2 separate regions of the Homo sapiens genome follow, and region 1 is linked to region 2. A link is a contact called in ENCODE Hi-C data. All regions are on one chromosome and are shown on one strand. Each heading gives the region's core, a stretch centred on a gene start or an enhancer-like site at or near the end of the contact. The rest is flanking DNA. Distances are from core to core; before and after follow the strand shown.

Region 1 (3,410 bases), core at 162-2,661, 390 kb before region 2:
ATAAAAGAGTTCAGGTAAAAGAAAAATAGACAGAGAAACACAGACCACACATCCAATGGGAGTTCCAGAAGGAATGAATAATAAAAATTGGGCAGAAAAACTACCTAAAAATATAATAACAGAGAAAAAATTTAATTGAAAAAATATAAAAATCCTCAGACTGAAAAATCATCCTGAATGCTTAGGAGGACAAAAATAAATAAAAATAAAATTCACATTTAGATAGAGTGGTCTAAAATTAAAATGGATATTAAACAATTAAAAAGTTGTCTTGATTTTATGAAATTATTTTGAGGCTCAAATGAACAATGGGTGGGAAGGTGCCCTGTGGAGAAGAGCAGGTAATGCTACGATGTGCTGGGGTTAGAGTTGATAATCAGTCATATCTCCCCCCAACTCTGAGTTTGGAACCAGCTGAGAAATAGCCACAAAAGATAGAGAATGAAGATACAAATATCAGCTTTATTATGGATAAGTCTAGATTGGAGAACACTATCCACCTTCAAGCAAGATGATTCTGATACATAATAATACTTGGGGGCTGGCCGCAGCAGCTCACGCCTGCAATCTCAGCATTTTGGGAGGCCGAGGTGCGAGGATCACTTGAGGTTAGCAGTTTGAGAGCAGCCTGGCCAATATGGTGAAACCCTGTCTCTATTAAAAATACAAAAATTAGCCAGGCGTGGTGGTGGGCCCCCACTTGGGAGGCTGATGCAGGAGAATTGCTTGAACCTAGAAGGCAGAGGCTGCAGTGAGCCAAGATCGCACCACTGCACTCCAGCCTGAACAACAGCATGAGACCCTGTCTCAAAAAACAAAAAACAAACAAAAAACAAAAAAGACGAATCACTTGCTGCATTCCTTTTCTTTCTTTTTCTTTTTCGAGACAGGGCCTTGCTCTGTCACTCAGGCTGGAGTGCAGTGGTGTGATCTCGGCTCATTGCAACCTCTTCCTCCCAGGTTCGAACAATTCTCCTGCCTCAGCCTCCCCAGTAGCTGGGATTACACCTGCCACCACACCTGGCTAATTTTTAAATTTTTTTGTAGAGAAGGGGTCTCACTATGTTGCCCAGGCTGGTCTCAAACTCCTGGACTCAAGCAATCCTTCTGTGTTGGCTTCCCAAAGTGCTGGGATTACAAGTGTAAACCACCATGCATGTCCACTGTACTCATTTTCTACTGCTGTGTAATAAATATTTTAAATTTACCAGCTCAAAACAACACAGATTTATGATGTCACCATTCCTGCAAGTCAGGAATCTAGACATTGCTTAACTGGATCCTCTGCTTGGGGCCTCACAAGATTGTCTGCAAAGAATTGACCAGGTCTCCTTCCTTCCTGGAGCTCAGAGTCCTCTTCTAACCCTAGGGGGATGTTGAGCAAGAGTTAGTTCCTTGTGGTTACAGGACTGAGGCTGGAAGTTTCCTAGAGACTTCCCACAATTCCCTGCTTTGTGACTCTCAACATATGCAGTTGATGTGATGGCAACTTGCTTCTTCAAGGCCAGCAGGAAAGTCTTGCTTCTTCAGTCTGCTAAAACTTCTATCACAACATAATTATGGGGTGACAGCCCGACATCTTTGTTGTATAATCTAATCTAAGCAAGGGAGTGATCGCCTATCACTTTTGCCATATTCTGTTGAGTAGAAGCAAGTCACAGATTCATCCACACATACAGGGAGTGGATTACAAAGGGCTTGAACAGCAGACAGCAGGAATTACCGGCAGTCACCCTAAGGTCTGTCCACCACGCTCACTGTCCTAATCTATAAAATGGGAATATTTCACAAATGGGAATATTTGTTATGTGTATCAAACAAAATAATAATATGAGAAAGGGCTTGACACAAAGAAAATGCTCAGTAATGTGAAATACCCTTTTCTGGCCCAAGAAGAGGGTCAGTGACGATCAGACCACAGGGTAGTAATTTAAATTTTTAGTCAATGCCTCAGTGCTGATGCAGATTGTCTAAGGGCTGTATTTTTAAAAACACAGAGAGGATATGTCATCTGCCCAAGGTCCTATAATGATAGAGCACAGACAACCTGGAGTCTTTGTCTGACTTCACAGTCAGCACATCACAGTGCCCAGCCGCTCCTGTCCAATGACCTGAGGCCTCTCAGTTCCCCTGTAGCCCTACAATTCATGTCACTCTGAAGGTCCACCCAAGAGCTCTGCTTTTTAAACTAAGTCTGGAGTCTCCAGATTTCTTTATGTACCCCTTCCTCAAATTTGAGCATACATCCCCAAAATGTGTATCTGTGTTTGTTTATAAATTATACATATAAGCTATCATATTAGTTTATTATGAAACATACCCAAAAGAACTTTTCAAAAGATAGAAAACATGTAATAAACCATACGTTAAAGTTTTCTGCCAATTGCAATGGCTCTTCTTCATGAGCTGGTATTAGTTGGGGTTTCCATTAATTGATGGGTTAAATCTATACTTCAAATAAACTTCTTGGTGGAGTTCAATACACTTTGGCCTCTGTGTAGGCTTCTTTGTGGATCTGATTCAATTATCATTATTTTTACTTTGTAATATGATTGAAGGAGTAGGAAAAATGTCTGCTTTGCCATTTTCTTATTCTTTGCAGAATTATTAACTGCATTATTATTAATTGCACTATTATTTGATTTAACTTATTATTCTATTTAACTTGTAATTCTATTTAGTTTGTAATTTAGAGGGCAGGAGTCTTTTAAAAAATTGTTAGTTGACAACATACAAACTGTATTGTGTCACAATACACTAAACACCAGTGAAAGAACGGTAGTATAACAGTCAACCTCTTCACGGTGTGAATTCCCACTTTTCCTTCAGGATAACTCAAGTTCTGTTTGTGACCCATGACCAGCTTATATATGGACCAAGTGAGAGTACCAGTGCCATTATGTATACTAAATGTTGATCAATCTAGATTGCTTATGGGGGAGGATGAATATAAATAACTTTGGAAGTTCTGCAAACCTGTCTTTAGAGACCAGTGAATAAGATTTTTCAGTTGCGAATCCAAGTTAATCAATATTGGAGATTCTGGCATCAATATGAATAGTCATTTTAAAAAAGTATTTATCACACCTTTGCCACCTCTAATGTGTAACATTTCCATATGTCACTTAAGATATCTTGCCAAGTGAGATAAATGAAGCTTAAGAGAATTCAGTTTTATCTCAGCAGAGGGCGTCCCTTCCTTCAACAAGAGGCTGTCTTAAGACCTGGAACCTAAGCAAAGAGGTCATGAGAATAATCTCTAAGTCTAAAAGGACTAAATGAAGTTCATCCATTATCCAACCTAATGTCCTAATTTCCTGTGTGAGCTGAAGTCCAGAGAACTGCTCAGAATTCCATGGTTAGCTGATGACTAAAGAAGGACTAGAATTCAGGCCTCCTATCCTCAGCTC
Region 2 (3,498 bases), core at 68-2,567:
CTTCTTGCTGGAAAACACTGGATATGTGTAAATCTCCTCTTTTAACATGTTCCTCCCACGTTATTTTTGTCCCAGTTTCTGTCACAATTAACTTAATAAAGAAAGGATCTATTTTCCTTTCCCATGTTGCTGAAAATAAATTTATGAGTGATACTTAATAGTTGTCAGGACATGCAGCTGTTTTTCTCTCCCTTATGCGCACCTCTTCAAAAACCTCTATACCAGTGTTCTTCAAATGAAGGCTGCAATACTTTACTGTAGCATGAAATGGTCAAAGCCAGTGTTTCTTAATAGTATAGAATAAAACAGACTAGAAAATGTCATAATGCATTGCAGATAATAAGGATAGGCATTGTTTTGTTAAACTTTTGTTTCAATTTTAGATGTATGCATGGATCAGCCTGTATTTTCTATACCATGGTTAAGGTAAAAGAAGTTTGTAGGACAGGTCCTGTGGCTCTTGCCTATAATCCCAGCACTTTGGGAGGCTGAGGAGGGCAGATTGCTTGAGCCCAGGAGTTCAAGACCAGCCTGGGCAACATGGGAAAACCTCGTCTCTACAAAAAATACAAAAATTAGCTGGGCATGGTGGCATGCACCTGTAGTCCTAGCTACTTGGGAGGCTGAGGCAGGAGGACTGTTTGAGCCTCTGGAGGCGGAGGTTGCAGTGAGCTGAGACCGCGCCACTGCACTCCAGCCTGGGTGACAGAACAAGACCCTGTCTCAAAAAAAAAAAAAGTTTGTAATACATCCTTATACAATATATGTCTGAATATGTTTGTCTTTAAGGTTAAAAACTAAAGTCCTCTGAACTGGGCTTTTCTTATGTATCAGGTGTACAGGATAAAGATCTGCTGCCTCTAAAGTCTCAATTTTAAAACCATCTCTACCACAGATGGGATGAAATTTAGTCTGATGGTAATTTCAAACTTAGATTTTTATGTAAGAAAAAAATACATTGTTAAACTATATACGAGGTTTCCTCATATTCAGGGACAGATCTCTGCTTTCATTTTATAACCTCCACAAGAGAATCAAACTGCCTTTCTTACCCTCAACTGTGGTCCTTTCCAATAACTTATGTCACGGCAACTTATTATTAAAAAACGACTGAACCAAGATGACTTCGGACACCTCTGATCCAAGGGTTGGCCCAAAAGGAGCCTCAATCTGCTTCAGCATTGGCCAGACACCCCGGAGACTTACATCTTACCTTGCAGGGCTAGAAAGTGCATCAGAATGCCAAACTCCAAAAATGAATAACGATCCAGCCCTGGAAGAAAACTCTCAGTTCAGAGAGTTGGTGACTTGCCCAAGGTTAAGTACAAAATATATTTGCAGAGCAGCCAGAACGAGAACCCAGGCTTCCAAGTTGCAGCAGCCCCAGTACACTGCACTGTGATAAAGGTTTGATATGGAGGCACAGACCGACCCTAGAGGTTACCAGAACTGGAGATCATAGATTAGTAAGTTTTTTTCTCTTATGACTGTTGTATGTATCTACTCTAACCTTAACTCAGACTGACATCCGTGGCTTTTCGTGCCATGTCATTATTCTACCACATACTATTTTGAGGTTTCTGAGGTTAGTATTCATAAGAGCTTTCCAACCTCTGACTCAAATGAGCTCTATTTTCCCCAGACACGTAACTTACTATTGAATCTCATTTCCATGAGGAATACAAAAGCGATAGTGATTCATGTCTCCAATGCTTGGCTTACCATTTTTGAAAATGTGTATACTTTTTCCTGACTGTAAAATACTATGTGCCCACTGCATAAAATGTAAAAAACACAGAAAAAGATAAGGAAGAAAATTAAAATAACCTGTTCACCTACTGCTCAGTGATAACCCATATTACAATTTGGGTGTCATTGAAATTGGGTGTCAAGGAAAAGACAAAAATTATTTTGGTATCAAATTGTGATCAAATTGAAAAATACCTTCATGAACCCTTCCCTTGTCACTCAACATTACACATCAGTAAAGATTCTTCGAAGATATGGTTTATAATAATGCAGGCCAAATACTGAATTCTATTGATTAATCATTACTGATTATACATGCCCTATTGTTGAGAACTTCAGGTTTTTTTCCAGTTTTTCACATAGAGAAATAACGTAGCAATAAGCATTTTTTTACATAACATTTTTTGTGCATATCTCTGCTTATTTCCATAGAATAAATTCCTGGTAGGGAATTACTGGGTGAAGTACGTGAGCATTTCTATGACTCTTCATATATATTGAAAAATTTCATTTCAGAAGGTTGTTTATATCCAAATAGCAGAATATGAAGGTGCCTATCTTGTCCTCTTTGCCAGTGATCAGTGGTATCATTTGTTAAAACCTTGCAACTTGGAGGTAAAAATGTGTATCTTCCTGGGTTCATTTGTATTCCTTAATTTATAAAGAGGTTGAACATTTTTCATACGTTTATTGGCCATTTGGTATGTGTATATGTGTGTCTTTCTCCACCCACCTTCTGTGTGTATGTAAATTGAATGTTCATATCCTACACCTATTTTTCTACTGAAATGTTAAAGTTTTACTTATTTATTTGTAAGAACTCTTTATATCATAAGGATATTAAACTTTCAACTTTTATATTTGGGGCAAGTACTTTAGGAATCTCTTTTAATTATGTAACAATTTAAAGTGATAGGGTGGGTTAGGTTTTATATTGTCACCAGCAGAGCAACAAGTCATGCCACCTGCTGGTAAAGAAACAGAATAGTTGATAATTCTTCATGTTTCCAAGATACGATGCATATTAATACTTTTTCCATGTCAACTATTTTAAAACTTTGGAAATGAAAAATGAGTAATTGATTGAGGCTATTTATGACATTTCTTACACATGAATCCTATGACCAAGATCCTTTGATCACATTTAAATATTTTTAAGGTTACTTCTCTACTTAAACGGGGAGAAAAGGCTTTGATACATATTAGATGTTAATAAGAGAAAGTATAGTTCTGAATCATCTCAAAGCCATTTCTGTTGTCAATTCTGGGCATAGGAGCCTGTACTTTGTTTTAAGGAATCATAATTATTGACAAAATTTAACAATCAGATAAACAGGGAGGAGTAACTTTATTATTTATTTTCACAAAAGGTATTTTCAAACAGACATCTTCAAACCAGAGCTTCAGACCTATACAGATCATTTAAAATCAATATTTGCTTGATTTGGCCAGGTAAATTAAGGGAAGCTCCTGCCATTTAATTCTGAATGAAGATGGATCTCAGCAGTTAAAGATCATAAGCTTTTTATGTAATTCAACTAGAAAATATGATTTAATTTGTGGCTTACATAAAACAATAGTCATGGAACATATTTATTGCCTATCATCCCTTGTAGACTAGTCTAAGAAAATAATACACTCAAGGTTCTACAGAAATTTAGGCTGTCAAGATGATTGACTATAGCAATAGGGCCAATAGGTCATTGAATTCACTCATATATGTGGAGGTCAACACCAGTCTACAGGATC

What was found. A loop is a pair of places that touch in the nucleus more often than their neighbours do. Pooled maps may share reads with other maps.
Region 1: a loop to region 2 is called in a map of gastrocnemius medialis, with 4 times the contacts of the local background. The contact joins two enhancer-like sites. A Hi-C loop is called at or near these places in 2 of 168 maps with a recorded cell type or tissue (ascending aorta and gastrocnemius medialis), 2 of 37 single-sample maps with no recorded cell type and 8 of 50 pooled maps.

Annotation. Positions count from the first base shown.
Region 1 is chr5:72,523,957-72,527,366 of GRCh38, reverse strand. No RefSeq gene overlaps it. Among named protein-coding and RNA genes, the nearest start is that of ZNF366, 18 kb to the right of the region's middle. RefSeq lists a silencer at 3,051-3,345. Within about 2 kb of position 1,411, at least 3 of the 41 ENCODE cell types and tissues checked have a DNase peak (open chromatin) inside an H3K27ac peak, as active enhancers do.
Region 2 is chr5:72,137,207-72,140,704 of GRCh38, reverse strand. All of the region lies in intron 2 of MAP1B (microtubule associated protein 1B), which reads right to left. Among named protein-coding and RNA genes, the nearest start is that of MIR4803, 31 kb to the left of the region's middle. Within about 2 kb of position 1,317, at least 5 of the 41 ENCODE cell types and tissues checked have a DNase peak (open chromatin) inside an H3K27ac peak, as active enhancers do.